Linked DNA regions of Homo sapiens: region 1 is linked to region 2. A link is a contact called in ENCODE Hi-C or POLR2A ChIA-PET data. All regions are on one chromosome and are shown on one strand. Each heading gives the region's core, a stretch centred on a gene start or an enhancer-like site at or near the end of the contact. The rest is flanking DNA. Distances are from core to core; before and after follow the strand shown.

Region 1 (4,606 bases), core at 915-3,414, 420 kb after region 2:
CAGAGTAGTTTGTGCCAAAAGACGGGTTGCTGAGTCAGCGTTGGTGATATTTGCCACAGCCAGGGTTGCATTCTGAACGCGGTAATAGACCACACCATCCACGCTAATTGTCACTGAATCCTTTGTGAGGATCTACAAGATGAAGGAAGCAATTTTACATCTGTCAACGACTTTTTTTTAACATAACTGTAAGGAATGTTATTCTACAGAATATCTTATAACACTAGCTGATTTTCTTTAGTAAGGCATCAGAAAGTTAATTATATCTTTTAAAATTTAATAAAATAAATTATTCAAGTCCATTAATTCATTCAATCATACAAATAATATTGAGATATCACTCAACAGCAGGCACTGTACTAGGTACCAGGGATTAAGGTAGGAAAAAAACTTGGTTCCTCCTTTGAAGGAGGTTAGGGAATCAAAGGAAACTCTTAGGGGCAGCTGTGGGTGGCAGGGGTGATACCTGAATTGAATCTTGAAGAAAGGAATACAATTTTTCTGAGGGTGTTGGGTGGAGTGGAAGAATATTCAAGAGAGAGGCACTAGAGAGTCAAGGTTTGATAAACTACAAGTTCCACAATATTACTGGAACAAAAAGTGCATGGGGAATGTTTTTAAAGGGCAAGGTCAGCATCAAAACATATTTTACAGCATGCTACATAAAAATGCTAAACATGACATATTTTTGTTTTAAGCTAAGAAGTTATCTGAGTGAGAGGCTCCAGGAAAATAGTTACATCCATCACTTAAAACTCACTGGGACTCAGTTTTCTCATTTGTAAAGTAGAGATTAATTATAGTACCTACTTTGCATTCTTGCTAGAATTAATGCGTTAAATACATTCAAGTGCTCAGAAAAGTTCCTGGCACGTAAGAGCTGTCTTATTATTTCATCTTGGATAATGGTGGTAACTTTACTGAATAAAACACTGACTTGATTAACTGTAATAAGTTAATTTAGATAATAATAAACAAGCCAGCTGGGCATGATGGCATACACCTGTAGTTTCAGCCACTCAGGAGGCTGAGGCAGGAAGATTGCTCCAGCCTGGGAATTCCAGCCTCTCTCACTAACAACATCAGGCTGGCACCTTTCTACTGATCATTTAAATGTCCTTCTCTCTGTGAAACTTTCTTGGCTTACTTGGCAGAGTTAAGCACTCTTCCCTTGCACATCCACTGCACCTTACTGTAGTGACATTATTTATTCACATTTCTACTTCTCTCTTAGACTATGAATTTCTTCAGGGCAATTCTTTGTAACTCTAACACTGGCAGAGTGCTTGAAACATAGCGGGTAGTCAATAAATGAGAGAGGAGCTGAACTGAAATGTGGTCCTGAGAACAGTGACCGATGAGGAACACAGCAGTGAGAGTTAGGAGACCTGAACTGAGTCCCATCTCTGCCTTCAGGTCCCTGGATGGCCTCTAGCAAGGTTTTTAACCCATTTGACCAACAGATTCCTCATTTGTGAGATGGCGCTAATAATACTGCCTAATTCTATCCAAATTTCTGTGAAGATCAAATAAGAACATACTTGTGAATGAAGCCCTTTTGAAAGAGTAAACAGCTATGAAAATGGAAGGTAATAATAACAATGTTGTAACATGGCTGTTTAGCCCTGCCAGACATCAAAGCAGTGATCCTTTTTTAGTAATCTCAAAATACTTCTAACATGGAAGAGAAGTGGAGGATTTATAAATAAATGTACAGTGTATTACCATCTTGTATGAAAACTAATTATTTCCCATGACATGATGGGAAAATGTGTGTCATTCCCAAATTCTTGCCACTTTGACTTTGCCACAGCTTCTTTCTAAAGCTACAGCTTCTCTGCCTACTGTTTATCATCGGCAAGGGTTTATCTCCCTTCACAGAAACTTCACAGGGGATCAGAAAAAGGATTGCTGCCAAGTTCCAATCTGCTTTGCATTCAGCAGCTTGCAGAATAGGAGAGGGCCACTGGAAAGCAGAAGCTTAAACAGCAACTCTGCCAGATGTCTGTAATGTTTATAGTGGAAAATGCCAGAATGTCCAGCTACCCTGAAGGGCTCCTTCTGAGACTCAATCTTCCTTAGACGATGGGAAAACACACAGAGAATACAGTGATACTCTCAGTCTTGTTCTTATGAGTAAAATGTGGGCAAAATGATTCCTGGCATCACTAACTTTGGGTGGATTATAAAGTCTGACCCCACCCACTTCTTGGATCAGTACCAACAAGGAAGTTCCTAAGCTGGTTTCTGGTATTTGTGACATGAGAAGGCAACATGGCCAGGCTCCATCACCATGCTGAGTATCTGGCCTTTGGCCAGGAAACACTGACAGCATTCTTCTGTCCTTCCCCCTTCATGATGTTTTCAGGTTTTCTGTATGCAACGGTTATTAAGTCTCCTAAGGACATGGTTCCCAGGATGGCCATCACTTTTTCGGGGGCTATGAGGGAGCTCATGTACAATGCATTTAGCATGGAGCTGTGGAAAAAACAGCACTATACAAAGAATCCGAAGAGCTCAATTTTAGTCTTGGCTCTGCCACTGTAATCTGGAGGAATTCCTTTGTTTCACTGCAACTATATACTTTCTAGGGATTCTGCCATGAGTTTCATCTATGATAATACTTGTGAAGTAGTTTGAAAAGGCACAAAATAATCACTAGTATAAAATATTATGTTTTATCTAAAATGCCCAACAAGCAGTTTCTAATTCTTTGGTTTCTAACCAATTTATCTAGAATAAAACCTTAAGAAAAAAAATAATGAACTAATAGGGTTTTCTATCAGAAACCCATAGAAGAGAAATGTGGTAGTAAAAATGTTGATAGTAATAACAATGATGATATTATTATACTTACATTAGCATTACACTATGTTTTGTAATAATCATTCCTCGGTATCTGTGGGAGATTGATTCTAGGACCCTCAGAGGATACCAAAATCCAAGGATGCTCAAGTCTCTTATATACAGTGGCACAATATTTGCATATAACTTATGCACATCCTCCTTTATACATTAAATCCTTTCTGAAGTACTTATAATACTTAACACAATGTAAATACTACATAAATAGTTGCTATACTACACCGTTTTTAAAAATTTGTATTATTGTATCATTGTCAATTGCTTTTTTCCCTAAATATTTTTGATCCATGGAGCCAACCGTATAATCTATGTACATTTTCCTGTACACTTTAAATCATCTCTAGATTACTTCTATTATCCAATACAATACCTACACATCACTTTATTCATGTGGATTCAATGCCATGCTTGATGCATGGCAAATTCAAGTTTTGCTTTTTGGAACTTTGTGGAGTTTTTTCCTAATATTTTCAGTCTGCGGTTGGCTGAATCCCTGTATGCAAAACCCATGCATGCAAAGGGCCAACTGTAATAGTAACAGTAAGAACTTATATAGCACTTACTATTTGTCAGCCATTGCTCTAAGCACTTGGCACATATATCTCACTTCTCAGAACCACCTTATACAGTAGTTCTTACTATTACAAATGTCTATTTTCTGGATGAGGAAACTGAGGCACAGAAAAGTTAAAGAACTTGCTTAAGGTCACTGAGCTAGAAATGCTGAAGGCAGTCAAGGTCTAAAGCCTGTGCTCTGGCAGGGAACGGTGGCTCATGCCTGTAATCCCAGCACTTTAGGAGGCCAGAACGGATCACCTGAGGTCAGGAGTTCGAGACCAGCCTGGCCAACATGGCAAAATCCCGTGTCTACTAAAAATACAAAAAAATTAGCCGGGCGTGGTGGCGCACATCTATAGTCTCAGCTACTCGGGAGGCTGAGGCACGAGAATCACTTGAACCCAGGCGGCGGAGGTTGCAGTGAGCTGAGATCACACTACTGCACTTCAGCCTGGGTGACAGAGCAAGATTCCAATTAAAACAAACAAACAAACAAACAAAAATTTAAAATAAATAAATAAATAAAGCCTACACTCTAACTATTCTGTCCCTCATTGTAAAGCACTTTCACATATGATACCTCAGTTATTCAAAGAAAACCTTACCTCCTGAGGAGGAATATCAAATGAAATAGTTCTCATGTCCACTTTGATGAAGCTGTCAGTGCATGGCAGAATAAAAAACAAACCTGCAACAAAGATACACACATTATACAGACACCAGCAACCTAATCAGTTCACTTCTCCATTCAGTTTTAAGAAAATCAACCTAGTGAACTGAAAAGTCACCAGTTCATCTTCGTGAATGAGCCAGAAGCCAGGAATGATAACTTTGATTCCTCTTGCTTACTTCCCACATTTGACTGTCTCCACTAAGGTCTGTGGAGTTCATTTCCTTAATCTACTGTTGCTATCACTCTTCTCCCCACCGCCCCACTGGGACCAATGCAATCGTTTCCCAGGCCATCTTTCTATTTTTTGTAGTTTCTCTCCTATAATCTATTTCCTAAGCTGCAAGCCGAGCAATCCCCCCTAAAATACAAACCCTCCCCCACGCATGGTCCTGCATAACCCGCCTTTGTTCCCCTCTTCAGCCACTTCCTCTCTCTTCACACCCTGCACTCTTGCTGGACTGATCTACTTGCAGTTTCTTGAATCTGCAATACTCTCCTCTTTGTTGCTTT
Region 2 (4,449 bases), core at 1,231-3,730:
GCCTCAGAGAACATCTGTCCTAGAGGTTCTTAATCAGGAATGGGTGTCAGATTCTAATGGGTAACACCTGGGTACCCGTGGGTTTTTTGTCTGTTTTTTGGGGGTTTTTCTTTTTTTGAGACAGGGTCTTACTCTGTAGCCCAGGCTGGAGTGCAGTGGTGCGATCTCAGCTCACTGCAACCTCTGCCTCCCAGGTTCAAGTGATTCTCATGCCTTAGCCTCCCAAGTAGCTGGGATTACAGGTGCACACCACCACACCCAGCTAATTCTTGTATTTTTAGTAGAGATGAGGTTTCACCTTGTTGGCCAGGCTGGTCTCAAACTCCTGACCTCAAGTGATCCTCCTGCCTCGGCCTGCCAAAGTGCTGGGATTACAGGCATGAGCCACTGCGCCTGGCCAGCAACTGTGTTTTTACAAAGCTCCTGGTGTCTCTGACCTGCTACCGCTACCGAGATAGTCTATTTTACAAGTGAGGGAATGAGGCCCCAGAGGGCATGTGGATTGGTCAAGGTAGAGTGAGTCAGGAGCAGAGCTGAGTAGAAGCTCTTCAGGACTTAGGCCTCAGGCCTCAGCCCTCCAACTTCCAATCAGCTCCCTCCTCTGCCAGGTTTTGGAAGGAGGGAGAGGGGAAACCAGGAGACCCACTACCAGAGCCTGAGCTGAACCCTGACAATCCGCTTGATGGTAAAACCAGTGAACCTCTGCTCCTCCACCTCCTGGCTGGCCTTTCCACGGCCACAGCCTCTCCTCGCTATTCTCACAGCCTCCTCCTTTGTCGTCATGTTTGAACTTCTCACTTGCCTGATTCAGCTTTGCCACCTTCTTAAGCTGTAAAACCGCAAACAAAAGGTCATCACATGAGATAGTTTAAGGGCATATTTGCCAGGAAACTGACCAAAGCTGACCTAATCTGTTAGGCCTCAGTGTTCTCATTTGTAAAATAGGATCATAATAGTATCCACCCCTCTAAGTTGTGCTGAGGACCCAAGGGCAGAGCATTTGGCACACAGTAGGTGCATAATTGCTTAAAGAGGGATGTCCACAATAGTACTGATATCATGCCTTTCTGGGTTGTTAATATTTTAAGTATCATTAAATACACAAATATATATCGATCTCTTTGTCCCCTCCAAAAGGGTTCCCAGCAAACGGTCTGAGGTGATGAGCAATGCTGTGGAAGGAGAGATATTCGTCTAACAGTTTGTCATTCACCAAGAGGTTTATATTTGTTATTATAAGGACTTTTGTGATTATTATTCATTGGGCTTCATTAACAATTCTATGACACAGAAAACAGCTTTACAGACAAGCGAGCTGCGGCTTAGGGACATTAGCAGAGCACCAGACCACACAGTGAGACAGTGGCCTCACAGCCTCGAGGCTCTCCTCGGTGTGGATGGCTTTCCCCTGTGGGAGCTGATGCCTTTCTGTGGCTTCCTCTCCTTCCACCACAGCCAGAGGGGCAGTGTCAGGGAGTGTGAGAAAAGGGTGTGGAAACTGAGGCCCAGAGAAGAAAAGTCACCGCCTGAAGTCACAGGCTCCTCTGCCCCTCACCTCCCATCAGGGGTCCCTCCCTGGCACCCACTTTCTGCCCACCCTCCGCTCCTCCATCACCTCACCTCGGGTTCTCAGAGAGACAGCCTGCACAGCAGAGAGCCCTGGGCTCCTTTGGGTCCTGGCAGACGGTGGGAGGGCACCCAAAGGGAAACTCATTCTCATCAGGGGCCGGGCGAGGACTGCTGCCTGAGCTGGAGGCCATCTCAGGGTTCCAGGCTGGCCAGAGGGCCTGTTTAAGTTGCTCCAGGGCAGGGGACCAGCCTTGTGGAGTCCTGGCCTGGGCCTCACTCTCTGGTGAGTAGGAGCTCTGATGACTTTATCTTCTTCTCTCTGGCTTGTGTGGTTCAACGTCACAGCTGAGTCACAGCAGGGATGGAGCAGGAATTACCCTTTGTGGCGATAAAAATCCCCTGGATGGTGACTGAAGGCTTTAGGAGTGTCCAGTCATTTTTTTTTTTTTTTAGAGTGAGAAAAAGCAAGAGAGCAAGTCAGAGAAAATGACCCGTGTCACAGACTCTCAGAAAGCACAGTGAGAGTTCCCCTGGTTGAGAATCGCAGGCTGCCGCTGGCTTCCCCCACTTCCCTGGGCACATCGGAGGAGGGGGCCACAGCTGGTCCCTGGTCTGTGTTCCCTGGCACCTCTGAGCAGCCTGGAATTCTCAGTGGGGGTGCTCACCTTCCTGGTGGAAATCCCCAGGGTGTTGGAGACAGGTCCAAAATTTCAAGTTCTAGGCGCTTTTGCTCTGCTCTGTTTGGAGTGTCTGGGTGACCTCAAGGAGAAGTCACTTCCTCACAGTGGGTTCTGATGACTCCATCTGTAAAAAAGAAGTTGCAACAGGTGGCCTCTGGGCTGTAAGATTCTGGGACCCTATCTTGCCTGGGACTGAGGCAACCAGAAGGAGCAGGAAAGCCCTGATGAAATCCAAGGCCTAGGACCACAGACTCCTCAGGGCCCTCCCCACACCACCCCACTCAGGAAGTCATAGGTGGCTACATGCTCCGGTCAGGTGCCACCACTTTACTGCCTCAAGGAGAACAAAGCGCTAAACAAATGCAAGATCACAGCAGCTGGTCTCAGCATCCAAGTGGGATGTAGATCCACATTTGCAGGAAAAGTGCACTGGGGAAACGATGGCTCCCAGAATGTGTACTGTGTGCTGGGCAACAGTTTCCCTCCAAATCCTTACAGCAACCTGCAAGGAATTCTTCTGCAGCTGTATATAGGGTCAGAGAAGCAAGATGCCTGGTCCAAAGGCACACAGCCTCTGGTAGTGGAGTGGGATTCACACCAGGGCTGTGGGGCCCCAAGCTCTGTGTGCTTGGGATGGAGATCAGAGTACCCAGCTCTTGTCTCATCTATCAAATGGAGAAGACAATCCCTACACATCTTTCCATCCTGCTTGGCTGCTACAGAGGTTTTGCAAACTTTCACAGTGGTTTCAGATCATGGGTTTTGAGGTCAGACAGAGCTGAGTTGAAATCCTGGGTCCACTGCTTACTAACTGTGGGCCCTGGGACAAAGTCCTTAACTTCCCTGAAACTCAGATTCTGCATCTGTAAAATGGGACAATAATACCTATTTCACCCATTTGTTGTGATGACTAAATGAGATAGTGGGTCAAAGTGTGGTGTGTAACCCAAGTGAAGTACTTGAATGACATTTGGCTCAGATGGTGACTACAGGCCTTCCAGCTCCTCAGAGAAAAGGATTAAAGTGGTGCATTATGCTTATACTGTGCTTTCACGTCTATCTACTGGAGCCTCAACAGGTGGGCAGGGCAGGTCATCTGGCCTGAGATACATTAAACTGCCCACCTGCCCTGGTGTAACACCAGGGCTGCCACAGGCTGGTGGCAAAGACAGCACGGCATCTTACCGCCACAATGTACATCAGGACCTCCACCCCCATAACAAACGACCTCCAGGCCTGCATCAAGACTATCAGAAGACACTCCCTTTTAACTGTGTACCCCATACCTGCAAGCTTTCCTGCAGCCAGCCCTACCTGTTCCCTCCTTCCCCTGGTTTGGGATAAAACAGGCACCCAAGACTTCTCTCCCCATCTGTGGGTCCCTTCTCTCCCCTCCGGCCTCAATACCACCCTCTCTACCTGCTCATTCCCACGGACATCAAAACGTGCGCAACCTGCTCTAATAAGAAAAGGGAAAAATAGTACTACTTTTGGGTACCGTCTTACGTAATTTTACAGACATCATCTCATCTAATTTTCACTCTGTGAAGCAGGTATTGCCATCATCATCCCCACCTTACAGATGAGAAAACTGAGGCACAGAGAGGCTAAGCGACTTGTTCAAGGTCTCACAGCTAGTGAGTGGGGACCCCTGAACCCAGAGCCAGTCCTGTAACCACGCACGCTTTTAAAACACTCTTTATTCTCGTCTCCAATTTCTACATCTACTCTCGCCTCACCTAACGGTAGAACTTCTAGAAAAGATTGTCTATACAGGCACTTGGATCTCCAGGGAATCATCTCTCCAAGTGTATACGCATGTCGGGGACGCCAAATGCCCTGGGCCCGCCCCAGTTTCTATCCAACCAGCCCTCCTGCCAGCACCTGACCCGGCTCTCAGCCCTTCCTTCCGGAATCCCTTCCTTTCCCCGGCTTCCCGCATCCTCTGCGGGGAATTCCCCCCGCGTCTCTGGTGGCTCCTTATCCGTCTCCTTGACCCCTTTCTCTTCTACACTGGGCCTCCATCGGCTCCATCCACGAGGAGTCTCTCTGCGCCGCGTGTCCCCATCTCCCACTCGTCCTTTGGGGCGCCCCTGCACCAGACCCCACTCCCACGGGAAGTCTCCGTGGGCCGCCCCATGATGAGGCTGGGCGCCCCGCTCTGTGATTCCTCGCGCCTGCCGGCGCCAGCACAGCCCCC

What was found. A loop is a pair of places that touch in the nucleus more often than their neighbours do. ChIA-PET counts read pairs that join two places held with the same protein, here RNA polymerase II (POLR2A). Pooled maps may share reads with other maps.
Region 1: a loop to region 2 is called in a pooled map, with 1.9 times the contacts of the local background. The contact joins the enhancer-like site here to the promoter of TRAF1 in region 2. A Hi-C loop is called at or near these places in 1 of 168 maps with a recorded cell type or tissue (natural killer cell), 3 of 37 single-sample maps with no recorded cell type and 8 of 50 pooled maps. POLR2A ChIA-PET finds 5 or more read pairs at or near these places in 2 of 52 experiments (GM12878 and activated T-cell).

The regions. Positions count from the first base shown.
Region 1 is chr9:121,349,192-121,353,797 of GRCh38, forward strand. It overlaps STOM (stomatin), which reads right to left. Exons shown (of 7, transcript NM_004099.6): 4 at 4,029-4,111; 5 at 1-132. Among named protein-coding and RNA genes, the nearest start is that of STOM, 19 kb to the right of the region's middle. Within about 2 kb of position 2,165, at least 24 of the 41 ENCODE cell types and tissues checked have a DNase peak (open chromatin) inside an H3K27ac peak, as active enhancers do.
Region 2 is chr9:120,924,316-120,928,764 of GRCh38, forward strand. It overlaps TRAF1 (TNF receptor associated factor 1), which reads right to left and starts at 2,481. Exons shown (of 8, transcript NM_005658.5): 1 at 2,235-2,481; 2 at 1,621-1,986. The coding sequence starts at 1,760. RefSeq lists enhancers at 1,110-1,633, 1,230-1,299, 1,760-2,099, 2,440-2,759 and a silencer at 4,420-4,449.